Regions from separate parts of the Mus musculus genome. Here region 1 is linked to region 2. The links are chromatin loops, found by intact Hi-C in ENCODE. Cell type or tissue: heart. All regions are shown on one strand. Links, peaks and the distances in the headings refer to the core of each region. The heading gives the core; the rest is flanking DNA. Region 1 overlaps Kirrel (kirre like nephrin family adhesion molecule 1). Region 2 has its middle 25 kb from the start of Fcrls.

Evidence for each region. Hi-C counts contacts between places; a loop is a spot of excess contacts. Peaks named below come from ENCODE experiments on the same cell type or tissue, not always from the same donor. Only the 100,000 strongest peaks of a DNase experiment are listed, where the experiment ranks them.
Region 1: a loop joins it to region 2, with 2.5 times the contacts of the local background. A loop is called at or near these places in 3 of 42 quality-filtered maps.

Annotation. Positions count from the first base shown.
Region 1 is chr3:87,082,335-87,098,523 of GRCm38, forward strand. Kirrel (kirre like nephrin family adhesion molecule 1) reads right to left here. Exons shown (of 16, transcript NM_001170985.2): 3 at 15,408-15,572; 4 at 13,303-13,452; 5 at 9,771-9,928; 6 at 8,124-8,274; 7 at 7,462-7,567; 8 at 7,148-7,296; 9 at 6,817-6,944; 10 at 6,025-6,151; 11 at 5,832-5,932; 12 at 4,048-4,246; 13 at 2,748-2,855; 14 at 2,471-2,610; 15 at 1,533-1,610; 16 at 1-1,286. The coding sequence ends at 810. Among named protein-coding and RNA genes, the nearest start is that of Gm24472, 24 kb to the left of the region's middle. In heart, for the core only: a CTCF peak has its summit at 7,787 (motif pointing right); DNase peaks (open chromatin) are centred at 4,997 and 7,777; H3K27ac peaks cover 998 bases.
Region 2 is chr3:87,230,326-87,246,514 of GRCm38, forward strand. No RefSeq gene overlaps it. Among named protein-coding and RNA genes, the nearest start is that of Fcrls, 25 kb to the right of the region's middle. In heart, for the core only: no CTCF peak of the experiment used is centred there; no DNase peak of the experiment used is centred there.

The sequences.
Region 1 (16,189 bases), core at 4,302-12,301, 150 kb before region 2:
TCCCCCCAACTCTCCAAGGCTCAAGAGTTAACACCAAGAAGTGGGACAGATACCGGAGAGAAGCTTGTGTGGCTCCCACTAGTGGTGGATCTGGGAACTGCCATGCACTACACCATGGTCCTTGGCCTATCAACCAGAGCCTGGCCCTGACCCCTCCTTGCTCACATCCAGGACACATCTGGCTGGTCCAGCACAAAGCTGAGAAGAAAGGAAACCGTGTTCCTGGGGATTTATGAAGCCCTCTCCACTCAGGCAGATGGATACCACAGCAGCCAGGGGGACTGGCATTTGACCCCAACTGACCAAGGGCTGGATCTGAACTTGTTGTTCCGTCTGTAACCCCCTGAGATGGGAAAGATGAACACAAGGTATAAAGAAATCAAGATCGGGACTAGTGGCTGTCCCACGTTCCAGCAGCCTGCCCGCCTCAGCTTAGCTCCATGCCCTCTTATGGGAGACCAGAGGAGCAGGCCAGATAGGAAATGATAAATTGTATTCTTCTCCTCTCCCTTCTCCTCCCCTTCCCCAACCTCCCCTCTCCTTTCCCCATGCTTGGGTCAGGCAGAGCAAAGGTCAGAAGAGACATTCTCCTGAAGGAGAGGAAAGGGCAGGCCCGGGAGACTGGGGCCTGCGCAGAGCACCATCCTTGGGATGGGATGTTACTGGGAGACCTGCTCCTCATTTGTGATGGCCAGGAGGAGAAAGGCTGGGTCCATGAAAGGAGCAATGAGCAATGTCCCTGAATGTCAGGGAACAGCTGGGAAGCCATCTCCTCTGCCCCGCAGAGATACCCCAGCCAGATCCAGCCTCTACACATGAGTCTGCATGCGCTGCTGGAATCGCTGGCCATAGTCTGAGTGCTGAGAGGTGTAGGAGAACCGAGTGGCGGTGGCATACTTGCCAATAGGGTCATACGCTTCGTAGGGGGTCCTCTCCAGGCCAGAGGGTGGGGCCTGGGGGTAGCCTAGACGGTATGTAGGATACCCAGCTGCCCCGGGAAAGGGGTGGGAGTTGAACTTCTCATAGTTCTCGTAGGACAGCTGGCTGGTCGTATCGGTGCCACCCGGAGCAGAAGGGCCAGAGGGTGTAGGCTCTGTGCCATAGTCAGAGGCAGGGGCCCGGCTGTACGTATTGAGCTGGGCATAACCACTGGAGTGGGACAGGCGGGATGATGGGCGCCCATCAAAACGAGTAGGGCCAGGGGCACGGTAGTCAGCATACAGCACCGCCCTGGAGGACGGGCGATCTTCGTGGGCGCGCACATTGTAATAACCATTGGTGGGATCCTGAGGGCAAGAAGAGAAAAGGGTAAATGTGGGAACTTCCCCCAGTGTAATAAGCTCTCCTGAGTCTTCTGCCCATGCCCAGCTCAATCCATGTCTCCTCCCCTTCTCACCATACCGGTGATTCTATCTTCTGTTCCTTCTGCAGACTTCTTGACCACTCCTCCCTGCTGTCCTCCCCCTGCAGATCCTCCTACCCCACGTCCCAGCCAGCCAGTCCTTGTGCCTTGCATCAGTCCTTCCCCTCACCTTCATCTCATACTCTTCCCGGGTGTCAATGGTGTCACAGCGCAGGTCCTGCTTCAGATCCACATCATCCTTAAAGGACTAAAGAACAGGTGTGGGTGTCAGGAAACAGCATATGGTTTGCATATACTCGACCCAGTGAGTGGCACTATTAGAAGGTGTGGCCCTGTTATAGTAGGTGTGTTACTGTGGGTGTGGGCTTTAAGAGCCTCATCCTAGCTGCCTGGAAGCCAATCCTCTGCTAGCAGCCTTCAGATGAAGATGGAGAACTCCTCAGCTCCTCCTTACACCATGCCTGCCTGGATACTGCCATGTTTCCGTCTTGATGATACTGGACTGATCTCTGAACCTGTAAGCCAGTCCCAATTAAATGTTGTTCTTATAAGAGTTGCGTTGGTCATGGTATCTGTTCATAGCAGTAAAACTTAACTAAGGCAACAGATTTCCATGCTCAGAGGCCACTTGCTAAAGGCAGCTCTGGGGTTGGGGCAGGCTTGTGTCTCACCATATAGGTTGAGGTAGGACACCAGAGACCTGGCTTCTAGTGTTAATTTTGTTGCTAGTGTGTAATATGATATCATGAGTATAACACTGCTACCACTGGGGAGTGCTGCCTTGGCTCAGTAATGAGAAGGTTGAACTAAAACTATCTACAGATTTTCCTCTGTGTGAGGGAAGGATGAGGCAAAGGGAGTTGTGGGTAGGCAGGGGGGAGAAAGTAGTTATGCATATGTGTGTGAACGTCTATACAAGTAAGTGTGCACTAGGGTACCAGTGTGGGTGCGTTTATTTGAGAGCAGGTTGGTACATAGGAACTGGGGTATCAGGAACAGGTTAAATGCACAGAGGAATTAGAGGTAACGGAAATCATTAAAAGCTGGTGGGGCTGGCCGTAGGACAATGAAGAGCCTAGGCCACGTTGAAAGGAGCATTATCCTCACCGAGTAGATGGCCTTCATGACCCGCGTTGCCGTGGAAATGCTGGCAGTATCATCCTCCCGGTCAGAGTGCATCGTAAGTGGCTCCCGATTCACCGTCTCCACCTTGATGTCCAGCTTCCTCAACGTCACATCCTTTCGACCTAGGACAGGGAGATGTTGCTGGGGGCTTTCTACTGGTCTGCACGGTTGACTTCTAGCCCCAGCCCCCTGACGAGACCTTGAAGGGTACGGTTGGGGGATGAAGGGTGTGTTGTGACTCTACGGCGCCTATACTCACTGCCTTTGCGACGTCGGTAGAGGAAGAACACTAAGGCAGCAAAAGAGAAGACGACCAGGATGCCGGCACCGATGGTGGCCCCGGCAATGATGCCCACAGGTAACACCTCTATAGAAGGGAGGGAAAGGAACAGGAATGAGGATGGAGCCACATAGGGGCCCAAAGATGTGACCATAACCTACTGGGGCAACTCTGGATTGTGTACAAAGGTAAGTTTTGCCTGGGCTGGGCCGTGTTGACATCTACGTCTAGGCCACATTTGAGAAGAGCTGGGCTGAGTCTGGTTTGTAATCTGTGCTGTAGTTTAACCAGAGTTGCCGTCAGGGCAGCCAGTGTTCCATCCCTGCCCTCAGTTTGCCTCAGAGCTCTCTCTTCCTCTACTTGGCATACCTTCCCATGAGCTGGGTCCCTCCTTCGTAAGCAGGGCTGTCTCCAACCTCCAGTCTGTGATCTCCGTTTCAGCCTCCACTCCCGTGTCCTTGCCTGCAAAGCTGTGTCTGCTCTATGTGCACGGCCCACTGAGGCCCAACGCTCCTCTCTCGTGCCCCCACTTCCCTTAGCTGAGAAGACACCCAAGGACTCTGCCTTTGGCTTTCTCTTTCTGGGGTTACTAGCTGGATCCAGACACTGATTATAGAGCTTCCCTCTCAATCCTCTCTAGCTGAGCCCCCCACATTACCCTCCTCTGTTCCCCACTTCCATCCTGCACCTTGAACGAAACTGGAACCATTAGCTTTCCCAGACAGTTCCCAAGGGTCCCTCGGTTCTCCGTATCTCTCTTTTCAACGACTAGTTCTCCAAAACAAACAAGTGCTATTTTCCCCTCATCAAACATATCTGTCAAAAGCTAGGTACCTCTTTCACTTTTGTCAAAGGTGCCCAGAGGGAATGTACCTCTTCTATAAAACCAAGGATGTTTGAAGGGTAGGGGAACCCTTGAACTTTACAAATATCCTCTGTTCTATTTTCTCAGTAACTCAGCGACATAGGCTGTATTCATCTTTTGCATATACCAGTTAATTTTTCTCAGTCTGGATTCATTTGTTCCTACTACGTATGTCCCTCCACTAAGAGGAAAGTTTCCTGTGCGTGGGGATGGCTTTCTGTTCATGCCTACAACTGTTCCTTCAAAGTTCAACACATAAAGATGTTCAAGGAACATTGACATAGTACATTAACTAGCAGACCACTAAAGTCAGCTTCTGGCAGAGAGGCCTGAGAAAGAGTTATCTTGCTTTGAACCTTGCTATAGAAAGAGAAGATGGAACTTCAGGCTATCCCGGCAGTTAGCGTGGCTGACCTCGCTCTTCCAGCTGGATGATGGCTGTGCCTGGTCCAAAGCTGTTCCAGGCAGTGCAGTTGTAGTGGGTCTGGAAGTCCGCCTCCATGACATTATTAATGGTGAGCGTGGACAGCACACCGCTGCCTGAGTTCGTCCTCTCCACGGTGTAGCGTTCCAGGGTCCCCACCTCGAGGAAGTTCTCCTTCCATGCCCATGCCTGGGATGGGGGAAGGCAGGAAGGATGTAAGAAAAGGATGCGTGGAAGAAGCTCATGCCCCAGGGAGACCCAACCCACTCTCAGGTAACCTCACCCAGCACATGTGTGGTCCTCAGGCCCTACATACCCTCATTCGGAAACAACCCAACACTGAACGTCTGCTCCACAAGTTGTGGCTCCCATACAGTAGACATCAGATTTATCTAGAGAGACTCTAAAAAACTGCATCCTTGAGGTTTATGTACCAAGTATGAATGTAAGGGAGAGGTCCAGCAATCAGCTTTTGCCGAGGTCCCGTGCTCTAAGTGTGACACTGGGTGGTATTTTGTGATGGGGAGGCAGCTGAGCTAATGAGCTGGTATTCGGATCTTGGATGTTGCTGGGAAGACTGGGTTGAGACTTGAGATCCCTGGGCTCCGTTTTCTATTCCTCTCACCCCAGAGCAACCATGAGGCCGTGATTTCCCTCTCAGGGCCTCATTGTCTTTATCTCCGCAATGGCAGATTCTGACCATGTGAGGCAATGCTCAGCCTCGTGATTCTAACCGCACCCAAGTCTATCTTACCAGCCTTACCATGAATCAACCCACAGAAACCTGCTAGGCTCTCTAGAGATGTATCTTAATTATGAGCCGGGAGTCAAGAGGCGGATCCCCAAGGCCTTCCGTCCCTGCCGTCCCAGTTGGGGCAGTCCTAACTGTGTGCTCTCATGGCATAAGGGAGGCTAAGGAAGAGGAGCAGCTGAGCTCTGGCTCCTTTCCAGGGATCAGTCCTCCCAGCTCGATGAGGCAAACCTCCCGGGAGCCAAACCGTCTTCTGCCTAGGCAGCTGTGGTAATGAAGTATCCCTGGGCAGCCCTGGAGTTAGCCAAATGGTCATTAAATGTGATGAGGGTTTTGATGGTTAGTGGCCACAGGAGGAATTAATTGTTTATGGTATAGGGGAGAGGAGAAAGGAATGAGGGATGGTCAGGGATTGTGGGAGGAAGGCAGGAGAAACGGGAGAAGAGCGGACAGGTGGGAGGGGGAGCAGAGGGGATGGAGGAAGGAGAGGGAGGTACGAAGAAAGACTGGAAGGTATTAGCAAGGGTGGAAGATGAGGGCAGAGGAAGGACCTTTGCAAGAAAGAAGCCTGACTCCAAGGAACTGCAGTAGGCTCATTCTTTCTTTCTCTTTTCTTTTCGAGACAGGGTTTCTCGGGTTTCTCTGTGTAGCCCTGGCTGTCCTGGAACTCACTCTGTAGACCAGGCTGGCCTCGAACTCAGAAATCCGCTGCCTCTGCCTCCCGAGTGCTTAGATTAAAGGTGTGCGCCACCACCACCCGGGGCCACTACTAGGTTCCTCACAACTGTGGCTGTAATGACTTTTATGAGGGGAGATGGCCTCCTTGTCACAGATGAGAAACTGGGGTTCAAACCACTAATCTGTTCATCATCACACAAGTAAGGGAGGAGGTCGTATTTGAACAGGTGAAATGGTACAGAAACTAAAAGGCGGAGGATTCTGAGAGTAGAAGAGGGTGGGGAGATGAAGCCGGGCAGATGGGACACACCAAGGGCTGCCTGCCCACGCCAACCCAGTACTCACAATTCGATCCGGAGGTGGGGTACTCCCGATAAAGCACTCCACCTTACCGCCATCACCTCTCACAGCAAACTGTACCGCCTCGCTGGAGATGATAGGAGGTCCTATAGGCAGGAAGACCCAGTCAGGCCGGTCAGATCTCAGGCCAACAGCTTCAGTGCTCTTTGGACAGGTCTCGGCCTCTTAAGGCACTCACCGTTTACATAAAGCGGTACCTCTCGCTCAGCCACTCCGATCCGAGGCACGATGGCCCGGCAGGTATAGGTGCCAGCATCTGCCTGGGTCACTGACTTCAGCAACAGTTGATTGCTGTTACTCAGGACCTGGGCAGAGAGATTAGCCTCGGGTGGGGAGCCAGGAAGCCTGGGCCCCTGGGTCGGTGAGGGCCCCCGCATTGGAGGCATGGGAAAGAAAGCATGAAGGGCCACAAGTGAATTCCCAGAAGGTAAATGGCTTCCTGAGTCAGGCTAAGACTCCCTAAGACTCTAAGCAGGCTGGCAATAAGCGCCTGCCCAAGTGCACAGGTGCCTGCTACGATAACTAAAAGGATACAGTCCTTTCTGATGATTCGTCCCTATGATTTTATTACCAAGCCAGGTAAGCCAGTTTAGTCTGAAATTTCCCTTTACAGTTCTGGCCCTAACTGTCAAATAGGAGTCGTTAGAACTGTGTACTTCAGCTTTCTTTGTGCGATTCCCTACCACCTCCGCATCATTAATGAATGCCCTAGATCTGACTACCACAGCAGCACCTCCCCCCCCCCTCCACTTCACCCTGAGTTCTATGCAAGTCCAAGGAGAAGAGGTATGGCTGACTGCAAGTACCCTCTTTCCTCCCAAACCCCAAGACCTAGAAATGGTCCAGTTTCGATGTGAAAGACCAACCCCATCCCTCCCGTTCTCTTCACTGCGCCAGCAAGTCTGTGCTCCACCCCCACCCCCCACCCCCACGCCCAGCGCTCAGAACAGGCAGGAAGAGAGAGGCTTACCATGTTTGAGTCCTTCTTGGTCCAGGTGAGGGTGAGGGGAGGATTCCCAACCCAGACACAGGTGAGGGTCACATCAGATCCAATGTCTGTGGTGGTGGGCTTTGGGTAAACTACAATCCGGGGGGCGACTGATGGGGAGAGAGGTGGCTGGTCAGAGTCTCAGGTGCCTGAGAATCATCAGCTCTGACTGGCTGTCTCTCTTCCTGACCCCTACCTCCCATGTTTACCCCTGTCTACCAGGTTAGTGGAGTTTTCGTCCCCTGTACCCCAGGACCTTCGAAGGGTCCTGCTCTCTGCCCCCTCCCCTGCTGCTCCCCTCCCAGCTACTCACAGTGAACATTCACTAAAGTGCTGACATTGGTGCTCCCGACTTTGTTATAAACCTCACAAGACACAGGCTCCGTGAAGAAGGAATAGTCAACGTTTGTCTCATAGCGACTCTCATGGGCGTCTTCAATCAAGAAGCCCCCTTTGGCCCACCTAGAGGATGAGGCCCAGGGATGGGAGATCAGAACCTGGGACTCTCTGTTATATTCAGGGACTCTGGTCTCCTCCGTAGCCCGCCCCCCACCCCACAACCACCTCAGTCCCAAGCACCTCTCCATTTATCAGGTGCATAGCACTCCCAAAACCCAATCCCCTCACCTGTAGCCCAAGATCTCTGGGTTGGCTGTGGCCTGGCATGTAAAAATGACACGCTCGCCTTCCAGCACTGTCTGGGGCTCGATGGACAGAGTCACTGTGGGAGGGTCTGCAAAGTACGGGATAGGAGGTCAGGGTCCTTTCTGTCCCCGAGTTTCTCCCTTTCCCTCTGTCACATGTGTATTCATACCACCTTGATGTGAAGTGAGAATTGAAGTTTACAAAATATCAGCTATCACCCTCACCCTTTCTACACAGAGTCTTTCCGGTGGCTCAGGCCAAGAATGATAGCAAGGGAATTATCCAGTGGATGTAATGACCTACTATGACCACTAGGTGGCACTGTGGGTTAGTTCAGCTTACTGTAAAGGGCCAGGGTAAGAGCATCCCTGACTAGGAGGAATGCATGGACATCTGGCAGGATGCTATGCTAGCCATGCTAGCCATGCTACATGCTCCTGTACCATAATGTCTTTAATACTCACAACTCAAGTAAGCAGGTACAATACTATACTCAATGCTCCACCCACCAACCATTATTGCCCATGGCTTAAACCAGGAAATGAGGGGAACATTAGTCCTGGACCCCTAGGCTCCTTCCTTATTCTGTACTTCTCAGGCTGCTATGTCCCCACTTCACGTAGCCTACCCAATGCCCTACTCACGGTGCACATCAAGCTCAATGGATGTCTCCTTGCCATTGGGGATGGCCTCATTCATACTGCGACAGGTGAATACGCGGCCAATGTCTAGGTCTGTGGGCTCAATGAGCAGTTGGCTGATTGTGGTCTCCCTTTTCCCATCCTTCAGCAGCTCCTGGGGGTGAGGGAAGATGGGAGTCAAGGCTAAAAGCCCCACCTCTGCTCTCAGAGACACCAAAGGGCAGACCTTTAAAGTGCATCTCCCTCCCTATTCCAACTTCATTGTAAAGTAGTTGGGTATTTTAAATAGCTTTCTGCAATTTACAGAAAAATCAAACAGAAAGGTAGTTTCTCCTCTCTACCACAGCTTCCCCCATTATTACATCTTACAGGAGTGTAGAAATCGTATTATAACAGATATTCTAATATTGATATCTTAAAACTAACTGAAGCCTGTGGTGCACACGAGCTTCCCTCTGTAGTGTTGAATTCCTGGAATTCTCTAAGCCCACAGTGAGTTTCTCCGCTTTTAGAAAGCCTTCTCAGGCCTGTCCAGACCTCTGGGCTCTCTCCTGCCTGAACCACTTACAGTGAGAGTGAGTGTCTTACACTTGGCCCTGGGTACCATGTGTTTCAGGGGTGGCTCTAAGGTCCTGGATTACTGAGACAGATTCATCAGCTCAGCATGCTGGCTCAGTGACACTGCAGTCATTTTCCATATTGTCACCCACCCACTTAAGGAAACCACACTGTGAACAAGAGCAAGGCCTTTCCTTCAGACAGCTATGTGTGCATCTCTAGGAGACCACAGCAGCACCTAACTGATGCAAAACACAGTGATATTTGGAATCACCAGTCTTAAGAGAATCAGCAAAAGACAGGAGCAGATAACAAATGCTATTAGCCCATCAACTTGTTTGGCTGCCAATATATTTTAAAACATGTATCCCCCAGGAGAAAAATAACAGTTTTTGATGGTTAAAAAAAAAAAAAAAGTTGGGCCCCATTGGGGTCAAATAATCATTTATGAAAGGGCAGAAGGAAGATATTTGTTCCAGGGCATGGAGGTCACTATGAGCTACAGCCAGAACCCAGGCCCCCCATCCTCACACTCTAGGACACACAGGTGGGCAGGTTCTCGTCCCACTGGGAAGTGGCTCTCACAGTGCCCAGCCCAGGGCAAGGTGCACAAACATGCTAGCCACTGCCATCAGCTTTGCTGTGTGACTCTGAGAATATGCACACAACCCTGGTTCCTGCAGCCTTTTGCCATTCTGACAGAGGACAGTAAAGGATCAATAGTGCAGCCGGACTCCAGTATCGAATGCCAACTTCGCTGCTTGCTCTCTGAGTGACATCCAGCTGGGCCCTTGCCTTCTCTGACCATCAACCTCCTCCTTTGTAAGTTGGAAGCAACACCTACTTTATGGGACTCTTCTGAGGTTTAAGAGAAATTGCCCATAACATGTCTACCAGGCATGGTACTTAGCAAAAAGGAAGTACTTATGGAAATGGCACAGTGAACCGGGGAGCCCATTTATCTCCTCTGGGCCTCAGTCGTCACAACTGTATGATAAAAGGGTCTTACCACATCTACCCGTGTAAGAGGGAAAGGAGAGACAATGAGAAGCTGGGGCTAAGAGGGGCCAGAGGGGGCAGGCAGGTCCTCACCGTGCTAGTCACAGCCCCCTCCTGCTGTGTCCCATCTCGGAACCAAATGATGGTGGCAGCAGGTTTGGCATTAAATGCTCTGCACGTGAGGTTGTAGGGGGTGCCTGCTTGCAGCAGAATCACCGGGCCCCCATCAATCCTTGTTTCCTCTGGAGGAACTGGAGGGAAGAGGAGAAGAAAATCAGCTCGGGATGCAGCGAACTGAGGCATCCTTCTGTCGGCGGGCATGTGTCCCCTCGGCAGGGCAATGCCGCCAGAGCCCCACTTACAATCACTCTACACAGTGCTCCCCGGGGAGAATTCACCCAGCTTGCGGGATACTCTCTCACAGCGGCTCCTATTGTTTGCTCTATACTCACCGCTGTTGCCCAGGAGAGTATAGAGGGCCACCTCAAGGTCTTGAGGTCAGATCATACCCTCGGGAAGGAAGGGTATCCTTACACCTAGCCCCATCCATCTGCCTGGAATGGCTGGATGGTCAACTCTATCTACCACACCTTCGCCAGGTTATTTCTTCATAGCAGTTAAGGGTGTGTTGTTCTCCTGCTCAAACACCTCCAGAGGCTGCAGCTGCCTATAGCATGGCTTCTCAGGTATCAGCCTCCTGTTTTAGGGTCCTCAAGCCCTGCAGACCCTTACCTCCTCGTTTAGCCTCTGCTGTTTCCTGCCCTCGCCCAGAGCTGCTGTTATCACCCTGGCCAAATCCTGGGGGATGCAGAAAGCTTCGTGTCCACCTGCGGCGGTACTGAGTGTTATCTGCCCACTGGCTACCCTTGGTGGTTGTCTCCCCTACTTCAATGCCCTGGGATAAGCAGGCCCAGGTCTTACTGGCATTTAAAAAGATTCTCCGCTGCCTAATGTATAGCTAAAACAGGCCTTTGCTGTGTGCTTAAGCACCTGAGTTGGCGATACATGTGGTTTTAAGAAGTAAGGTGCCTTTTCTAATACCATTGCCACAGACTTCTAAATGTTAAGGTGAGCCAAACCCTGTGTTTCCCAAGGCCAAGAGTCTTAAAGTTCCCCTAGGATAAGAGTTCCTCTTTTTTAATAAAATATTTATTTATTCACTTAATTAACTTGAGAGAGAGAGACTCATTATGTAGTCTAGGCCTGCACCGAATTCATCTTTTTTTTTTTTCCCTGAGAAAAACAAGACTAGGGAGACTGAGAAGAAAGTTCTAGAGGAGACCCTTGATGGGAGATCTCAGGAGGTCCACGGAGCTGGAGGCAGACAGGGCTGTCCCGGCGTGGGTGAAATGAAGGTTTCTGAGCCGGAGGTACAGTTGCTGACACAGCGTTCTGTTCAATTTGTACATGTGGAGTGGCAGAGTGGAAAAGAGGGTGGAATTTAGATCAGTGCCCTTCAGATCCCGGCCCCTCCCTTACTGTCACGTGGTCTTGGTTGAGCCCCCTGAAGGCCCTGAGCCTGTTTGTCCCTCAGAGGCCCTAACAAGGTCTCCTCACCGAGCCAGTGTGAGGGGAGTGAGGTCTGCAGAGAGAGTGTAGCATCCAGGGCACGTGTATAACCCGGGCTACTTTTACAGTGACAAAATGGTTCCAAGGCTTCTCTCAGCTAATTCTTCCCTCAGTCCTGGCTCTTCCCGTCTCCGCTCCCCAGCATAAACAACCCCGGTGACAGGGGCAGGGTTGTGGATAGAAGTGAGGGAGAGGAACCTGAGAAGCGGAGAAATGGGGAAGGCTTTCCTGGTTCGCCCAGTTCTCTACAGCTGTACCTTCCTACCACACTCACAAGAGCCCCTATCTGCGCAGAGACGCTGGGTTCTTGCTACAAAGAGAGCGAGACAAAGCACTTCCTTCCACTGGGCCTTCTGCCCTTGCCTTGTTTTTTTTTCCCTCCACTCAGGCAAAGACCATCTGTCACCTCCATCACCAACCCACATTTTGCTAGGATCTCCCAAGGTCTTTGAAGTCAACTGTCAGTTGTAAACTGGAAGCCAATTGGCAATAATTTCTACCATTTACCCAGAGTTTAACTCTTGTTTGCTGAAGTACCTTGTGCATATGACTTCATTTAACCCTTATCATAAAATCTCAGGAAGGAAGGAAGGAAGGAAGGAAGGAAGGAAGGAAGGAAGGAAGGAAGGAAGGGAGGGAGAGGCAGCCTGAAAGTATTATGGTGTGTATTACCATGCCAGAGAGAGAACCCCTGCCCGACGGTTGGGACTTCTTCAGGGTCACAGTACAAAAATGGCCAAGACATAACCTGAACCCAGGGGTTGGGATTCCCAGCATTCTGGAGCTCTTTTTTGTTACTAGGAGTTTCCCATATCCCCAGCCCCAAATAGGAAGGGATTTGGTATACAAACTCACTCATCTTAGCGCCTCTCTCCTTTCTCCCCACTGCAATGACTTTGTGTTAGAGGGAGGGCAAGGATGACAAGTGGAGACCAGAGGAAAGAGAAAGGGACAGAGAGTCAATACAAAGGAAAGAGAGGCTCTCAGACAGAACAGTCCAAGTAAGGAGAGAGAGAGAGAGAGAGAGAGAGAGAGAGAGAGAGAGAGAGAGAGAGAGAGAGGAGACAGAAGCACCAAGAACCATGACCACTGAGCTGCGGGGATTGTAAGACCTGAAGATGGGCCTCTGCTGCTTCCCCTTCTGTTCTGTGTGGAGGAAAGTCATCTCGTTATTCAGATGGCCCAAAGCGTGCCATGGTGACATCTACTCTGTCCCCTTGTGGGCTACCGCTGGGAGCTCAACCCCCACACCCAGCTTGTTTCTTCTGGCTCTGTTCCCCTGTTCCCTGATGTTCTAGGGAATGTCTAACAAGAGAGGAACATGCTGAGGGAAGGAGCAGCCAGGCAGGCTCGGTCGAAAGGGAAAAGGTCTGGGGTTCAGGGAGAGCAGAAAGCTGGAGAGGAACAAGCAAAGTTCTCTACACAAACCAGACTGCAAAACAAACCAGGAAAAGTATGGACTAGGTCTCCATCACCATCCTTTCTCAGGGCAGAGATCCCTGTCTGCACAGAGGCTCTGAGTCCTTAGTGTGATCTGGGCATAGGTTGGAGCACAGGATATCAAGCTTACAGAAACTACAGTACCCAGTAAAGGCTAGCATAGCACAGCCTCTTGCACACTGTATGTGCTTTTAGGTTTGTTTGTTTTACGATTTTTTTTTTTCTTTTTGAGGCAGGGTTTCTCTGTATAGCTCTGGCTCTGGCTGTGTGTGTGTGTGTTTGTGTGTGTGTGTACATGCACTTGTACCACATTATATGCATGCGCTTGCAGAAGCCAGAAGAAGGCAGTGGAATCCTCTGGAAGTAGAGTTACTAGTAGTTTTAAGCCATCGGATGTGGGTGCCAGGTACTGAACCCAGCTCTTCTGCAAGTGATTTTAACCACCTGGCCATCTTTTTAGTTGATGGCCCTAGTTGATGATGAAGTTCATGTAAGGAGTTGCTGAGAAAGAAAAACCAGGGAGAAAAGAGACATTAGGAGAAAGGCAAGGCTAGGGAAAGTTTGGGACGTTGAAGAGGGAACTGGAAAATGAGAAACCCAGCTTGGGAGTCATTACTGAGCACGGTGAGTTTGGCCCGCCGAGAGCGCAGGGCAGCCTCCGTGGCCTGGCACTCATAGGAAGCGTCATCAGACAGCTCGGCATCTGTGATCTCCAAGTTGTATTGCCCAGCATCCGCAGAGCCCACGACCCGGTACCGTGGCCAGGCTGCAGGGACAGAAAAGGGGAGACTAGAGTAAGACCAAGTCTTGAGGCCTCGCCCACTCCGCCCTCCACCCAAGACTCATTGTCTCCCCAGCTTCTCCTCACAGCAGAGCCCACATCCCTTCCAGGAGAGGTCTCCTTCCTTCTCTCTCCTGCCTACCACTGTCAGGTCAGGCTGTGAGGTACCAGACACAGACTCCATAGCTGTGGGACCGAAAAGCAGGAGGGATGATGAGGAAGAGAGAGAGAGAGAGAGAGAGAGAGAGGAGCAGACAAAAATCTGAAAAATCTGCAAAGCTGTTGGCTGGCAGATGTCTCTCATATGGATAGCAGAGGAAGAAAAGAAAAGTTAACCAGCACGGAGAGCAGAGAGAGGGCGCTGGTAAACATGGGGCATCTCAGTACTTACGGGGCGCTCTGTGTGGCTCACAAGGCCTCGCCCTCACCACACAGAGAGAATAAATAAGGTTTACTGGCTTCTTAAAGGACAATCCAAATGATATTTCTACTCCTCTCTAAGACACAGGGTGGGCCTCTGTGCCCGATCTGCCTTGCTTACAGGCTCCCGCTAACTCCCACCCAAACACCTACCGACCCCTCCCACTGCCTCCCTCTCCAGAGGCTATGGATTCCTCTGACTGCATATCTATCGACGTTGCTCTTTCTCATTTTCTCCCTCATCAACAATAGATCCGTCAAATCCATCTCCTTTCTTTATAGATTGTGCCATGCAGATTTCCTCGGCCTAGACACACAACAAATAATCTCACCACCTTCAAAAATAATAAGACCAGAAATATGTAGTCCCCCAACCCACTCGCATCATTACAGTGCCTCGTCGCTAACGATATTATCCTCAGAAAGCCCGTTCTGCCACTCGGCACAGAAGCCAAGGATGCGCTTTTAAGACAGGCAGGCTGTGACTGTTAAACCTGCTTCACAAATCAGCTAACCAAAGCAGAGCGGGTTTGCCTCAACTCATTCAGCGGGCAAGTGGCCGAGCTGTAATGAGGGCCAGGTATCTTGACTCTTTTTTTTTTCTTTTTCTTTCTTTCTTTTTTATTTGTTTTTGTTTTTGTTTTTGTTTTTTTTGAGACAGGGTTTCTCTGTATAGCTCTGGCTGTCCTGGAACTCACTTTGTAGACCAGGCTGGCCTCGAACTCAGAAATCCTCCTGCCTCTGCCTCCCAAGTGCTGGGATTAAAGGCATGCGCCACCACTGCCTGGTTGTATCTTGACTCTTTACCAAGAAGTGCTTCTAAGGGTTTCTGTGCTATCTGTGGGATATAGAGGGCTGGCGCTCTTTGTCTCCAACGGAATCTTTACGCTTTCTTCAGCACCGGCTGTATAGCTTGTGCTTAACAAATGCTTCTGGAATAATTAAACAAGAAGGTGCTTAGGCTGATGGTGTCTAAGCCGACACGGACCATGTAGGGGGCAAAGAAAAGCACGAAGCGCTCAAAAGGCAGACAGGGAAGGAAGAGATGCTGTAATTATAACTAAAACAAAAGCAAAAATAAACCAGAAAGGGCAGACAGTGCCCGAGCATACCATCTCGGGCATACAGGGGGCAGGGCAGGCTTCGCTAACCCAGCTCCTCCTGCATGACCTGTCTACAGCGCCCCACCGTGTGGGTGTGTCCCTGACTCCATCTAAAGCTCTCAATGTAAAGTCCTGTTTCCCTTGATCTCCCAGGCTGCACACCACCTTTCCTGGGCCAATTCACAATCTGAGGGAAGGAAGAGTTGGCAGGTAAGAGTGACAGACCTGAGGAGTCAGGAACAAGGAGAGGGAGCGAAGCCAGGAATCTAGGCTGAGAGCAGGGAGTAGGATTTCTGGGGGCTGGAGGCTGAGCAGCTACCACGCACCTTCCTTTCTGCTGCGCTGGGGATCAGACTCAAGGCCTTGCACATGCTAGCTTGCACTCTACTGAAGGTGCCATCCCAGCCCACTACTCACCTTTGAGGCCCTGGCCCATACCCAGGGCCAGCCCGTCCTTGGTCCACTGTACAATCCCAGAGTAGTTAAGGAGCACACACGGGAGCACCGCCCGCTGTCCGGCCACCACAGTCTGATCAGCTGGCTCCTGGCTGAAGCGAGTCTGAGTCCCGGGCAAAGCCAAAGCTAGCAGTGGGAAAGACAATGAGTGAGGAGGGTTCCTCACAGTACCCCATTCTTACCCTGCATCCTGTGCCACGTAATTCCTTTACTTCATAATCTCTGGCTCAGGGCCCCAGGTATAGGTCTAAGGTTCTGGAGGGCTTAGCAACCACAGAAATGGTTTGGCACTACTTAAACGTCTTTGGATTGGTCCTGATCCAATTTTGACCATTGACGTCCAGGGAGCAGCGCTGACCTAATGACCACCCCCACCCCCACCCTTAACGGCGGCACTAGGTTAGAGTTCAAGCCCTTGCTGTCCAGGTCCTGGGCTGTTCTCCACAACTCCTGCCTCTGCCACCTCCCCTCAGAATGTTCATGGATGACACATCCACAACAAAGGAGACTCTCAGGCCACTGTCCCTTTCTCCCCGTGCCGTGTGGGCCAACAGATGTGTTCATCTTTACCAGGACAGCATGTCTACTTGTGTGCACTGACGGTTCCTGGGCAATAGTGTACCCAAAGCCGAAGAGCCCTGAATGCAATTCATGGAACGCTGGCCCTGTTCCATGTGTTTACCCTTGACCCAAGGGCTGGGGCCCAGGGAGGGACACACTGATACATCTTGCATGCACACAGC
Region 2 (16,189 bases), core at 3,469-11,468:
TCATTCTAAAGCATTCACGTGTGGTGTTAAGTTGCTAATGTAAGATATCTCCAATTCTTTATGTAGGCACATAGTGCTATGACCTTGCCTTTTAGAACTGCCTTTATTGTGTTCCATAAGTTTAGTATGTTGTATTTTCATTTAATTCTAAGAACTTTTTAATTTCTTTTTAAATTTCTGTGTTGACCAACTTTTCATTCAGTAGTAAGTTGTTCCTATGAGTTTGTAACTTTCTGTTGTTTCTGTTATTGTTGATATCTAGCTTCAATCTATAGTGGTCAGATAGGACTTTTGTATCTGTTGAGAATTGCTTTGTGTCCCAATATGTGGTAAATTTTGAAAAAGGTTCCATGAGCTGCTAAGAAAGTATATTCTTTTGTGTTTCAGATAAATATTCTATAAATATCTGCTAGGTACATTTGGTTTACAGTGTCATTTAGTTCCATCAATTCTCTGTTTAGTTCTTGTCTAGATGATCTGTCTACTGTGAGAGTGGGGTATTGAAGTCTCTCACTATCATCGTGTGAGGGTAAATATGTGATTTTAGTTCTAGTAGGTGTTTCTCTTATGAACTCAGGTGCCCTTGTGTTTGGTGCATAGATGTCTAGAATTGCAATCTCCTTTGATGAGCATGTATTATTCTTCTTTATCTCTTCTGATTAATTTTGGTTTGAAGTCTATTTTGTCAGATATTAAAATGGTTACACCCACTTAACTATTAGCTCCACTTACTTATAATCTTTTCCACTCTTTTACCCTAAGGTGGTGGCAATTCTTGATGTTGATGCATGTTTCTTGGATGCAAGAGAAGGACGGATCCTGTTTCTGAATCTAATCTGTTAGTAAGAAATTGAGAGCATTGATGTTGGGAGTTATCAATGAGCAGTTTGTTGATTCCTGTTATTTTGTTGTTATGGTGTGGGTTTCCCCCCTTGTTTTGATTTGCTGCTCAGATATTCCTTGTGTTTTCTTTTATGTGGTTAACCTCTTCAGGTTGAGGTTTCTGATCTAGTGCCTTCTGAATGTTATGTCTGAGACTCTTTATATGTCTAGAAACAAGCTCACGCTGGACTATGCTCATTCTGCTTATAACCTCTGTGCTGTGTCCACCCCTTGCTCTCTTGAGCTGTCTTGCTACTCTAGCACTGTCTTGGTACTCTCTATTTTCTGGGTTTCTCTGCCTTTGTAGGCTCTGTCTCTTGCTATCTCCACTGTTCTCTCCCGTTCTTCTACTTCCCTAGCCCTGGCCATGTCCAGGTTGCTTTCTTTACTATCTATCTGCTTTGGTCTATTCTCGAAGCCTCTGGGTATTGTCTCTCTATTATCTACAATAACCCCACCTCCACCAATGGAGCAGTCATGTTGGCAGTTTCTTTATTGTGCCTGCTCACGTATACTGTAGAGCTGGATTAGCAAAGAAATGCTGCTTAAATTTGGTTTTATCTTGAACTGTCTTTCTTTCTCTATTTATTGTGATTGCAAGTTTTGCTGGGTATAATTGTGTGTGCTGGCATCTTTGGTCCCTTAGAGTTTGTTCATGCCCTCTGGCTTTTAGACTCTACATTGAGAAGCCGGTGTTATTCTAATGGGTCTGCCTTTATGTATTACTTGGTCTTTTCCCTTGCAGGTTTTAATGTTCTTTCTTTGTTCTGTATGTTTAGTGTTTGATTATTATGTGTTGTGGGGAATTTCCTTCCAGGTTCTATGTATTTGATGTTTTGTATTCTGCTTGTATATTGATAGTATCCTCCTTCTTTAGGTTTGGGATATTTTCTTCTATAATTTTTTTATTAGGTATTTTCTTCATTTACATTTCAAATGCTATCCCAAAAGTGCCCCATGCCCTCTCACCCCCCCCCCAACTCCCCTACTTACCCACTCCCACTTCTTGGCCCTGGCGTTCCCCTATACTGGGGCAATTAAAGTTTGCAATACCAAGGGCCCTCTCTTCCCAATGATGGCCAACTAGGGCATCATCTGCTACATATGCAGCTAGAGACACGAGCTCTGGGGGTACTGGTTAGTTCATATTATTGTTCCACCTATAGGGTTGCAGACCCCTTCAGCTCCTTGGGTACTTTCTCTAGCTCCTCCATTGTGTTCTATCCAATAGCTGACTGTGAGCATCCACTTCTGTGTTTGCCAGGCACTGGCATCGCCTCACAAGAGACAGCTATATCAGAGTCCTTTCAGCAAAATCTTGCTAGTGTATGCGATGGTGTCTGCGTTTGGAGGCTGATTATGGGATGGATCCCTGGGTGTGGCAGTCTCTAGATGGTCCATCCTTTCATCTGAGCTCCAAACTTTGTCTCTGTAACTCCTTCCATGGGTGTTTTGTTCCCAATTCTAAGAAGGGGCAAAGTGACCACACTTTGGTCTTCGTTCTTGAGTTTCATGTGTTTTTCACCTTGTAACTTGGGTATTCTAAGTTTCTGGGTTAATATCCACTTATCAGTGATCATCTATAATTTTGCTGAAAATATTTTTTTCTGCCCTTGACCTGTGTTTCTTCTTCTTTCTCTGTTCCCATTATTCATAGATCTGGTCTTTTTATAGTGTTGCAGATTTCCTGGATGTTTTGTGCTTGGATTTTTTAGCTTTAACTTTCCTTTGACCAAGGTATCCATTTCTTCTATCTTGTCTGCAATTCTTGAGATTCTTTCTTCCACCTCTTGGTGAAGCGTGTCTCTGTAGTTCCTGTTTGAATTTCTAAGTTTTTCATTTTCAATTTTCTCCCAGTTTAGGTTTTCTTCTTTGATTACATGTGGGAGCCTGTGTAAGAAAGCTGTAACTTACTGTGAACTATGGATAGGACAGAATAGTTTTCCTGAAATGTGGCCTTCTAGAAAGAATTACATAAGCTATGATAAATTCATGTACTTAAAGTGAGGATATGAAGGGAAATCCCTGACATGTCTATTTTATCTCTGTGTGAAAGGCAGAAGCTTGAAAGGAATATTCTTGACTCTTTTCACATGATCAAAGATAATAAGACATGGCACCAGATGTATTCCCTTGTTGTACTTGTAAATGTCACATCTGTTTTACTTACTTTAATAATACAAACAAAAACTGCTTTGTTTACACTACTCTTGAGCTTGAAAGCCTGAAGTCCCTTAGTTTCCCTCAAAGGTCTGTGGAATAATCTTCAGTTCTTGGAGACTTAGCCTCACCAGCCACAGGGCAGGTTAATAATTTCATTTCCACTTTCATGTTGTAATCAGTTTTCTCCATCTCATTCCATGATTTGTTTATGTTTTCATAGATTTCATCAATGGATTTATTCAAATCTTCTTTAAGGTCCTTGATCATATTCATAATAGCCATTTTGAAGTCCTTGTCTTGCTTTATCTATATTGCATTTCTCAGGGTCTACTGTTATATGGTTGTTGGGTTCTAGTGAAGACATATTGTCCTGTCTGTTATTGATTATGCTTGTACACTGTGCTTAGTAAGGCATCTGGACTTGGATGATTGTAATTCCAGGTGGAGATATTTGGTCTTGTGTTTGTTGGGTGGGTGTTCATTCTTTGGTTTCTGTTGCCCTTTCTGGTTCTTAGGAGAGTATGATGGCCGTGGGTTGTGTGGTAGGGAGTGCTTCTGAGATCTTGCCTGTTGTGGACACTGGGGGTCCTGGTAGAATGAGTTTCTAGGTATTGGGATCAGACTCTAAGGAATAGGGTTGGGCTAGAAGGGCTGTGAGGGTCCACAGGAGGGAGGGAAGCTGGATGTGCTACCAGGGTCTAAAAAGCCCTGGGAATGAGGTCAATGAGGAAGAAGAGAACACAACAGGTCATCTGTTACAAAGCTGGGGGCAAGACTGAGAGGTTAGAACTGGTGGAGAGAAGGAAGGGTAAAAGTCACTGGCCTGATTCCCTAAGCAGGAGGTTTCCCAGGAAATATCTATAAAGGTTGTGGCTGAGACAATGGGTTGATGTGGTGGAAGAAGGCTGTTGGAAATCTGGGATCTGCTGGGAATGGGGTCAGAGAGGAAGGTGAAGCTGCAGCAGACAGGTTGCTATAGGCTGAGGATCAGACTGGAGCACTGGAATTGGAAGGAAGGAAAGAGAGGGAAGGTGTCAGGTGTTTTCATAGTGATACATTTGTTTTCTAGTTTCACTTGCTTGGAATAACCTTTTAGGCCTTTCTCTCCAATGTAGCATCTCTCTTTAACTGTGAGGTGCATTTCTTGGAAGTAGCAAATGGATGGATTCAGTTTCTGGTCTACTAGTCTCTGTGTTTTCCCGTGGGAGCATCGAGACTGTATTATTGGAAGATGTGTGTCAATGCCTTCAAGTTTACTGATTCTCTAGGACTTGGTGTTTTCTTACTCCGTTTTTTTAAACTACTGTTCTATCATCATCTCTTCTGTCCTCTACTGTTTAGATGTATTTATCTTTTCCTTCAGTCTGAAGAATTCCTTCCAGTGTCATTGGAAAAGTTGGCTTAGGGACCATGAATTCTATTAGCTTCCCTCCCTCCCTCCCTCCCTCCCTCCCTCCCTCCCTCCCTCCCTCCCTCCCTCCCTCCCTCCCTCTCTGGCTCTCTCCCTCCCTCTCTTACCTTTCTCCATTTTGCTGGTTAGTGAAAATCTGAGCAGCAGCTGTTGTCTTTCAGGACTTGAAATATATTACTCCAACCCCTCTGGGATTTTAACTTTTCTGTCACGATATCTGCCATTATTCTGATGGCCTGCCTCTAATGTGACTTAATGTTTTCTCTTGAAGCCTTAATATACTTCGTTTGTTTTATATATTTAGTGTTTTAATCAATATACAACATGGAAATTTTTTCTAGTCTTGAGTATTTGATATTCTACATGCGTCTTGTATCACAATGGGCCTAGACTGGGGAAGTTTCTGTGATTTAATTGAAAGTATTATCTATGCCTTGGCATGATGTTCTTTCACTTCATGATTCATGGGTTCGGTCATTTCATGTCCTCTGTTATGTCACAGGTTCTGTTTGTACATTTTTGTTAATTTATCCTTGCCACTGACAGAATCCCTCTACCAAACTATGATAGCCTGTAATCCCCGTGATCTCTTCCATTGTTGAGGATTTGCACTACGATTTTTTGACTTCTTAATTTTTTCCCCGCTATTTTAGTTGAGTTTTTACCAATAGTTCCATTTCCTCACTGTAGCCTGTTTTCATATCCTGTGTTGTCTTCCTTATTCTATTCAGATGTCTGTTTGTATCCCTTTGCAATTCATTCAGTTTGTTTGTGACCTGTTTGCTTCTTTGAACATTTTTATAATTGGGATACAAAATTCTTTGGAATTTTGTCTAATTTACTAACTCTTGTTAGGGATCATTAATACAAGATTAATAATTTTTGAAGGAAATATATTGTTCCCCTTTTCATGTTTCTTATACTTTTGTTTAAGTACTTGTGCATCTGGAGTTGGGTTGTTGATTTAACTTTTTAAAGCTTAAGTCACTTTTTATGGTGATTAGAATAAAAATAGCCTCCGGTCCATAGAGAATGGCAGTATTAAGAGGTGTGGCTTTGTTGGAGTAGGTGTGGCCTTGCTGGAGGAAGTATGTCACTAGGGGGTGGGCTTTGAGGTCTCAGAAGCTCAAGCCCAGACAGTATATTATTGTCACTTCCTGCTACCTGTGGATCCAGATGTAGAACGAACTCTCAGCTATCTCTGCAGCACCATGTCTGCCTGCATGTTGCCATGCTTCCCACTGTGAAGATAATGAACTAAACCTCTGAAACTGTAAGCCATCCCCAATTAGATGTTTTCCTTTATAAGTGTTGCCGTGGTCATGGTGTCTCTCCATAGCAATAAAACTCTAACTGAGACACCTTTATTCTTCCAGAGGAAGTGATTACAATGTTTAAGAGTGACTAATTATAGTAGGGCTTAGTTGGTGTTTTCCTCTGTTACAGGGTGTTCAGGGCCCTAGACTCCATTCTCTGTATTCTATAGAATAGAATACTGCCTGCAACCATAATTTCCACCAAGAGCAGACCCACTGTGAAAAATACAGTAGTTATCAAATAAGAAACAGTCATACTGTGTGTGCCCAGTATGTAAAGAAGAATAGGGACACTCAGCATTATTAGTTACTGTTGGAATGATCAGAGAGGAAAGGGAGAACAGAATAAGGGTGGTGATTGTTATTGGACTGGTAGATAGTAGGTGGGGGGAAGACTCAAGGTAGACTGGAGAGAGAAAGAGAGAGAGAGAGAGAGAGAGAGAGAGAGAGAGAGAGAGAGAGAGAGAGAGAGAGAGAGAGAGAGAGGATTAGATAACAGTCTCAGGTCTCTGGAGGTTGACATGAGACTCCATTCCAGTCTATGGTTTTGTTCTGGAAAGGAAGATGAAAAGAAGCAGAGTAAAGAAAGAGAAAAGAGGCATACAGGATCAAGAAGAGAGCAGGACAGAGCTGCCCTGACAAACTGCTGTAGGGCATTAAGAGCACAACAAGTATATGTGAGCAGAAGAAAGCCAGATAGCAGTAAGGTACATGGTGCTGTCTGGCCTGATTGCAGGATTCATCATTCTCTGTGTTCTGCTCTCACCCAGATCTTCCTTGGAGAGATATGGTTACAGATGCTTGCCCAGTCTGTAGATGCTTCACAAGTGGAATCTTAGATGCTGGGTCACACCTCTGGGGAGCCTCAAGAGTCAGGTTTCAAATGCTCTTCTGCACCTTTTACAAAGTGTTCCTGGCTGAGGGTGGAGAAATGGAAGAAACACTTTGTTTTTCTTTTGGGGGAGCAGAGGCGAGCCCCCTTTTTTTCCATTGATCTCCTAGTGGCTTAAATTCTGACTTGGTGATTCTAAGGTCCAAAGCTGTAGTGGGGCACAGAATGCCTGTTCAATCTTGGAAGGGGTGTTAGTCACCCCGCAGCAAGAGTGGAGTACCCTGCCCAAAACTTGGGACAAGGAGTAGAGGCAGGCCTCCTGGGGGAGGTGGCAAAAGAAGCTGGGCTCTTTGGTCAGGATTTCTTCCAAAATCATGTGTGAGAGGACCAGGGAGGGGCAGTGGATGTCACTGGTTTGCACTGGGGACTTCCACAGGCCCTGAAATTGTTTCCAGGGAACTCTGTGTTGAATGGTCTGTTCACTACTGGCTAGATAGTGTCCCAGCTAAAGGGACTGGCCTGCTAAGAGTGGGGAAAGCTACAACGAGTAAGCCCTTTAGGGTTCACTTGCCAAGTTAAGATGGTTTGAGGAGTATCTCCAGTCAGGCTGGCTAGCTCCCTCTGAACTGCCCCTGGTCCCCAGCCTGACCCATCTCAGGAAGGCCTGGGCATCACCTACCCTTGTTCTCTGAGTCCACTGCACCCAGGCTCTAGTCAGTCTTTTTGAAGGTCCATGTTTTGAAATCAGGGCACTGGATCCCTTCTTCGGAATGCAGCCAGGAGAGTGCAGAGGTGTTGAGTGTTGGAAGCTGGGTACTGGGGAAGAGCTCTTGCTGCCCAAGGCACCTGGTAGACCCTTCTTAATCTCTCCCACTTCCCTTCCCTGGGATGGCTTGTGTCTTTTTCCTCCTCTGGCACCTCCGTGTACCCCAGACTGAACCCATACTTCCAAGAGTGACTCTGGAATTTATCATCTGTGTAAAACTCTCCACTCTACTTTAATAGTTGAGCTAGATCTATGGAGACATTAAGTACCCCTTCTGAAAGCTGTTATTCAGCTTTTCTCAGGTTATTCCCTGGAGACTCTAGCACACTATGCCTGGGTGTTGTCTTCTAACCTCTCTTATCTTCTTACTTTATAATGTGTCAGCTAGCATACAAAGCAGCGGGGTTTGTCACGACAGTTTCCTAAACATCAGTAGGAATTAGGTTTGCTAATTTGCTGTTTAATTGTGAAATGTTTGAGCACCTGGTTCCCAAGGTTGTGAAGACCTTAAGAGGCAGAGCTTTGCTAGAGGAAGGGAGTCATAGGGGGCGGGGTGTTGAAGTTTAAGAGCTTAGCCCCACTTCCTGTTCACTTCCTGCTTCCTGACTGCCAGCTGCCTCTTGCTCTTGCTGCTATGCCCTCTCCACAACGATGGACAGGATTTTCACAAACTGTAAGCTGAAATAACCCACTTCTTCCTTAAAGTGTCTTTCATCAGGCACTTTGTCACAACAGTGAGAAAAGTACATAATGCCTCTCTCTCGCTTCCACATACTTTCTCACATGCTTCTTCATTACTGCTGGGTGATTCTTCCGCTCTCACGTTCTATGTATATATGTGTATTGTGTATGTATATGCACATATATATGTACATATATGTATACAAAAATTAAGTCTATAGCCTGTACATGAGAGAAATCATGCAACATTTTATCTTTCTTTCCCTGTTACCACCCCTCTACTTTCACATCCAATACATACACACATACTTCTAGATTCCGTATATAGAGAAAATGCAATACTTTTCTCCTGAGTGTGGCTTATTTGACTTAATATGGTGATCTCCAGTTCCATCCATTTCTCAGAAAATGATATAATTTCTCCTTTCTGAGACATTCTCACCATGCATTTGTAATAGCTGTTCTTGGAGTCAACTTGACTACATCTGGAATAAAGTACAGTTCAGAAATGGAGGGTATATCTGTGAGAGATTTTTTTGAGGTGAGGGGGGTGTGGTTTGAAGTGGCTAGATCCATTTCTAGTCTGAACCTTTGAGGTAGTAGGAAGGCACAAACCTTTGTCTTGGTCTTGAGGCAGGAAGACACACTGTTAATCTGGGCTACACCTTCTGCTGGAAGCCTATAGAAGGGCCTGGAAGAAGGAAGCTTCTGTTCTTTGCTCGATTACTCTTGCCTTGCTAGAAAGCCTATCTTTCCACTGGCATAGCATTGGAGCCTACTTCTTCAGATCACAGTGTCTATTGAAGACAAGCTGAGACATCCAGCCTTGTAGACTGAGTAACTTTTGGATTTTTGGACTTTCTCTTCATAACCAGCCACTGTTGGATTAGCTGGATTACAGCCTGTAAGTCTTTCTAATAAAAGTCCAATTGGAGCTGTGACTGCTACATGTTTGGTTGTATTCCTTAAGAGTCTCCTACTACTCAAGTCCTAGGTCTGAATGTTGATTTGCTTTTAGATAGTCTTAAATGTATCCTTGCTGGCCTCAAACTCCATTTCCCTGCATGGGGTATGTGTCACTAGGCCCATTCAGCTTCTGGTTTTAAGTCCTGTTTTGATCAATTGAGTTCACATTTTAGTTCAGTACTGCCTTTTTCCACATAACAGCTCACTCTTCTAGACTCAGATTAAGTGCTGTCTATTCTATTCTATTCTATTCTATTCTATTCTATTCTATTCTATTCTATTCTATTCTATTCTATTCTATTCTATTCTATTCTATTCTATTCTATTTTGAATATCCAGGTGTGGAAACCACCCATCTGAGAGTTCTCAGAGATAGCTGTTCCTACCTGTACCTTAGTACTGAGTGTTAGGGTAGGATGCAGAACTGCTTTGGAGTGTATTTACACAGGTCTACCCATGTAAGCAAATTTTAGAAGGCTTCATTCTAGGGCAAGCAAAGCTACCAGGAGCAGACCCCAGCTGTGCACTCAGGTGGCTCAGTGGGCAAAGTGTGAAAGGCGCTGCTTTTCACCCTCCCCCCTTTTTATTCCTTGGCTCTCATAACAATATTTAAGAAACAAAGCTTCCTTTTTATATACAGAAAAACAATCAACATTAATTACAGAGATTTAAAGAATATTGAAAATTAGGGGGAAATAGCAGATTAGTCTCTGGAAAATAAGTGAAATGAGTCCTATGATACACTGGCTCCCACTCTGTGATGGTGAAGGTGAGTTGTCGGCATGGCAGTTGAATCAGTTGGGAGACATGTCTGTAGAGGACTATCCTGACTGTCTGAGTGAGGTGGGAAGACCTGCCCACTGTGGATAGCACCATTTCATGGCTGAGATCCCGAGGTGTGTAAGTGATGAAAGGGGGTGGAACTACAGGATGCATCCCTTGCTCTCTGCTCCCCAATTGTGGGCAGGACCTTCCCAGCTGCTCTAAGCTTCTTCCTTCCGGCTTAGCTTCCCTGCTATGATGGAATATTTCTGGAACTGTGAGGAGAATAAACTCTTTTTTTTCTCCCTTAACTTAATTTTGTTCAGGATATTTTATCACAGCAACAGTCTATTCATTGTATGAATTTTAATTTAACTCAGTTGTAATCAAGTGATAAAAACAAAATTATACACATTTTGCACACATGGGTAAACTAGTCAACACATTAAAGAAAGGACCTGCAGACATGAGACCGAGTAAGGGAGAAACAAGTAACTTCTGGGATCTCAAACTAAGAATATTTTAGTTTATATCATAGTATATATTCACAAAATCATATTTTCATACACACACACACACACAAAACCTCCTCCTATGTGTCTTCAGAGACCAGAGTTACACAATGAAACCATTTATACCATTTGTCTTAAATTTAATCATAATAAGAAAGTCATTATAATTTAGTTGATAAAAATATATTTTATTCTTTAACTATTTATTGGTTCTTTGTGAAGCTCACATCCTGCACCCCAATCTCACTTATATGCCCACACTCTACCCTTGCAATATCGCTCCCTCAGCAGAAAAAAATCTCATTTAGGAAGTTGGAGTGTGTCCCAGTGTGTCCCACAGTACACCCTTTTGTCTACACTTCTTTGCTTGCAAATGTTCACTGCAAGGACTGGTACTAGGCCTCTGGCTTCTGCTACTCTATCCATACTGGATCCTCACTGGGTTGCCTCTCGGATATCCTGTGGTTGCCCTGTGTTATGGAGATCCTATGGTTTTGGATTGACAAAGGAAGACAGGCGGGAGTAAGAATCTTTAGGTAAACAATCGCTGCAGTACATTGGCCTGACTGGACTTGCTATTCGCATCAGAAGTGGAGTAGGTCATGTTTTATCTGGGTTTTCATCAACTTGGGAAAAAACATTATTTATAAACAATGTTTCTTGGTCTTTGAAGGGCAGTGGAAGGGGGAGCAGAAAACAAAAGAAATATGAAATAAGACAGTCTTGAGAAATACCAAGTAGGCTTTTGACCTCAGGCTAGCAAGGCTATTTAATACGACAGTGTTCAATTGCTTCTTCTGGTTTTGAGTACAGTTTAAAGAAAGAAAGATTTTTAATTTTGCCTTTTCTCTCTATTGGCTGGAACATAGCTTGGAGTAATTTGTTCCAAGATGAGGCTGTACATAGAGAGCCTGTGCTTGATCCCTTTCATTTCTGAAACTTGATTGCACAGGGGAACAGTCAGACTAGGCACACAGTCTTGGGGACAAGTGCCTGTATCCGTTACTTCTCTCACTGCTGAGACAAAACACCTGACCTAAACTCACAGTTTGAGGGGACACATTCCATCGCAGCAGTCAGGGTGAGAGGCTCGGTGAGCGCCATTACATTCAAGCACAGGAAGATGGATGTTCCTGTTTGCTTAGCTCTCTCTCTCTTTTTTATGGATCCTGCCTTCCCAGCCTTCAGAATGGTGCCGCCCACATTTAGGGTGGGCCTTTGCATCACAGTTAACTAAGCATAGGTAATCCTTTACAGGTATGCCCAGACTCTTGTTTCTAGAACTTGTCAAATTGACAGTCAAGACCAACCATCAGGATGACTGTCAACTCTTATGCTACTCTTGATTTATCACTGAAAACTAAGGCTGGGGAGATCGGAGGTCAGCCTTCAGGCTGATACTTTGAATTGTGGGAGGATGCCATTCTTATTTCTTCAAGATTTCTCCACCCTGTGGAAGTGCGATCCCAGGACTGAGTTTGTCTTCTGCACTTCTGCACTAGACTGGAGAGTTGGGAGAATCTTGTAGTGTAAGAAAGTGACTTTTTCTGCTTACTTTCACATATGTCTGCTCTGATTTTTCTAACAGCCAAGTTGTCCTATTGTTCTTCAATTCTAAAGACCTTAAAGTTTTAGGAGATTCATCTTACCCTCTACATTAGTTAGTTACCTTTGCATCATGGTGACTAAAACACTTGCTAGAAACAATGAAGGAAGATTTTATCTAGGTTCATGGTCCCAGAAGGTTACAGGTCACCACAGTTAGGAGGACTTGGCAGCGCTGCTCAGTGTGTAGGTGAGAGCACAGCATGGTGACGAGCATGTTCGTATACCAATGTGGAGCACAGAGGGGGGAGCACGGAGTGGGGATGAGAACCGAGGCTAGGCTACCATGTTCCAAGTCTCAGGCCCAGTGAAGGACTTCCATCAGACATCTCACACCTAAAGGTTCCACAGTCTCTCCAGACAGTGCCACGAACCAAAGAGCTGTGCAGGACACCTCAGATTCAAATCACATCTTCTGTTGGTAGGTTTCTGAGTCTTCAATTTTAGTGTTTAGTATCATTATTAGATTTATCTTTTCCTGGGATTTTATAGGTATTTGTTACAAAACTATAGGACACCAGGTTAGAAGCAGCTTGCCAGATATTTATTGACTCTATAAAGTCTGACTATGAAATTCAGAAGGCTTAATCCATCATAAAGTTATCATTTGCTCTTATAGGGAAGGTGGCTTAGACTTGTTGAGCCACTCAGAAACGAGCATAGAGTAGGGTTTCTAATTCAAGACTCTTTCTCCGACTCTCTCTCTCTCTCTCTTCCAGGTGTCCATATAGTTCCTGCACCATGGAGCCATTGTAAATGGTCAGGATTAGGTGTTAGAGACCACAGTATCCATTCCTTTCAGGGGTTTGCAGTCTAGTCTGCCCTCACCTGCTCATGCCCACAGGTAAGGGAGCAGGCAGGCTACATCTGGACCATGGCTGTTGGAGAGGCGCTTGCCCATCTTTGTCAATATTTCCCCTGTTACTGCTTCCCATTGGTAGCACCTCTGGTCTGATAGGTCAACATTGGGGGAATCCTGGGAAGCAATTCAGGTGGAGGCTATCCCTGTGACAGACAGAACCACGGCATCTATGGCAACAGTAAACAAGAACAGAGAGGAGCTATAGATGGAAGCAGGGTGAGAGAAAAAGGGTCAGAGAAGTCAACTGTCAGGAAGCAAAGGATGATGGGAAATGTTGGCCTCTCCACACAAGTCCTGGGCCGAAGGAGTCCAGGGGGATAAAGCAGAGGATGATTGAGAGGACACTTGAGCAGAGGAATGATCAAAGAAAAAGATGCTATAATCATAACCACAACCCGACATCTGATTTGGCCTCAAACTTAGGCTAGATGTGACAAAAGTAGAGCAGTATCTCTGACAGTGCTTCTCAACCTTCCCTTCCTGATGCTGGTGACCCCAACATAAAGTTATTTTTGTTGGTACTTCATGACTGTAAATTTGCTACTGTTATGAATCATAATGTAAATATCTGATATGGTATGTGACCCCTGTGAAAAGGTTGTTTGACCCCCAAAAAGGGTTGTGAGCCCCAGAACCTCTGATCTAAGGGCTGGTGCCAGAGCTGGCTGGCCTCTTTGCAAGCCTGCAGTTCCTGTGGTTTCTAAGAGACTAAGAGGGCTTGAGACTGCAGAACCCCGACTATGTCAGAAGAGGGCACTCTTTCCTAACAGACTGCTCCTACCAGCCTTTTAAAAGCAAGCCACACTGACCTGTCCTCTCAGCTAGACGAGACACATGGGGTACTTTATTCAGAGTCACTCCCTGATATTAGACCAAACTGATAGACCTGGGATCTTGTGTGGCTACACACTGTTGAATCCACAAATACATAAGGAGAACTGCACACATGTCAGCATTCTCCCAGGAGAGGCAGATGAAGAGGCAGTGCTCTGTGATGATTAATAAGGTATGCTGTACAGTAGCCTAAACATATATATCTCGGATGACTCTAACCATGGTAATAAAACCTTTAAGACATTGAAGAAATAACTGGCACTGCTAAGGGGGCCAAGATCTGAGACTAGGTAGGGAGACAAGATCTGGGACTAGGGAGAAATTCTAACACTGTTATTCTGCAAAAGGAACATAGCCACAAAATGACTTCTAATGACATTCTGCTAGACTATACAGAGAAGCAGCTTTTGCAGTAGATAGGAACTAACATATGGAGTCTCGAATGGGAAATTTGTGCAGTGAGAGACTTAGGAGCACCCTGTCCTAAGTGTGCCGTCTTCATAAAACCCTTCCCTCAGGACTCAGGGATCTATGCAGAAAAGGAGGTAGTACATTTATAAGAGCCAGAGGTGATGGCTGACCGCAAGGAAATAGTGTCTTCCAGAAACAACTGGACTGGGAGGGAGAAGTAGATATAGACTCCTAGCCTTAACTAAGAAACTATCTGCAATTGATCTCTGGAAAAGGAAAAATTAGACTGCAATGGAGTCTCACTGGATAATTGACCACAAATTAGAGTAGGCCCCGCCCAGGAGTAGCTGGCTGACACAACATGAACTCAATGGTGTTTTGTAATTTTTTTTCCTGTCTCATTTGATTTGTTTGGATTAAAAAAAATATTTATTTATTTCATGTATATGAGTGCTCTGTCTGCATATATACCTGCTTGCCAGAAGAGGGCATCAGATCACATTGTAGATGGTCAATGTGGTTGCTGAGATTTATTTATTTATTTATTTATTTATTTATTTATTTATTTACTTACTTACTTACTTTTGTTTTTCGAGACAGGGTTTCTCTGTATAGCCCTGGCTGTCCTGGAACTCACTCTGTAGACCAGGCTGGCCTCAAACTCAGAAATCCACCTGCCTCTGTCTCCCAAGTGCTGGGATTAAAGGTGTGTGCCACCACTGCTCGGTGATTGCTGAGAATTTAACTCAGGACTTCTGGAAGAGGAGCCAGTGCTCTTAATCGCTGGGCCATCTCTCCAATTCCTGTTTGGATATTTTTTGTCACATCAGTCTTTTGATTGTTTAGTTTGATTTCCATTTTGTGTGTGTGTTTCAGGTTATGTGTGTGCGCGCACACACATGTGTGTGTTTCTTATTTTTTTATTGTTTGAGAGAGACAGAGAGAGAATAAAGAGAGATCATAAAGTTGGGGAGTAGGTGGGTATAAGATCTGGGTATAAGATCTGGGAGAGAGGAAAACATGCTCAAAGTATATTATATGAAATTCTTTTCTCAATTTGAAAAAGAAAAGATGTGGTGTGAAGTACCTTGAATTAGAGTTGTAGGTCTGCCAATTCCTGTGTGCTCCTACATAATTTACTTAATCTCTCCAGGCTGTGTTGTTTCTAACTGAAAGAAGCCAAAAAAAAAAAAAAAAAAAAAGGCACTGACTTGGGGTTATTCTAAAAGCTAACTAAATAATTCAATGCAATTAAGGCATTCTGCGTACTGTCTCATTAGAAGATGGCAGTCATCGTGTTCTCATAAAGCTTCTACTGTTCTCAATGATGAAGAGAAGCACGGACTTTATGGAGCAATGCTGTTTTTATTCTCGTTCACTACTGTGAGTCTGAGGTGGTCACTCCGTCTCTCTGGTCCTTGATTTCTGGCATCTGCAGAGGATCAGCTTTCCGCTGATGTTATTGGTGGTGGTATTGTAGGCTAGTAGACATGGTGATGATAACACCCTTAGATCTGCCTGGTGACTCAGAAGCCCATTACAGGGGGTTCCACAGACTTCCAACTCCACCAGCAACCCTGTGGTTTTTCATGATGCCTTTTGGAGACATCTTTGTTTTTTATCCATGAAGAAGGAACCTTGGTCAAGGTAAACTCTTAAAATCCTTCCAAGTTTATTATTCAGGTTTCCTGCCGGAAGTCTGAATCCCTTTGTTACTTCACATGTCTGTCTAGGTGCAGATGTTATTTGACCAGCTTGTATCTTTGAGTTCACTTTTAATTGATCAGATGTGAATTGTCAAGTCCTGTAGTCAAAGAACTCCTGGCAGTCACTGCTGATAGATGAGGAGAGTGTCATGGTAGAGGACTCCTGGGCTGCCAAAGGGTGGCACTGACAATTCATTTCTAAATAACATGTGAACTATCAGTCATTTGCAAAACACTTTGATTGGTGATGGCAGCCCTGAACCACCTAGCAATGAGAAGCTTGAGTGGGTTACACATTCCTCCTCGTCCTCATTCTCGTCCTCCTTGTCCTCCTCCCCCTCCTCTCCTCCCCTCCTCCTCCTCCTCCTTCCCCTCCTGTCCTCCTCCTCCTCCTCCTCCTCCTCCTCCTCCTCCTCCTCCTCCTCCTCCTCCTCCTCCTCCTCCTCCTCCTCCTCCTCCTCCTCCTCCTCCTCCTCCTCC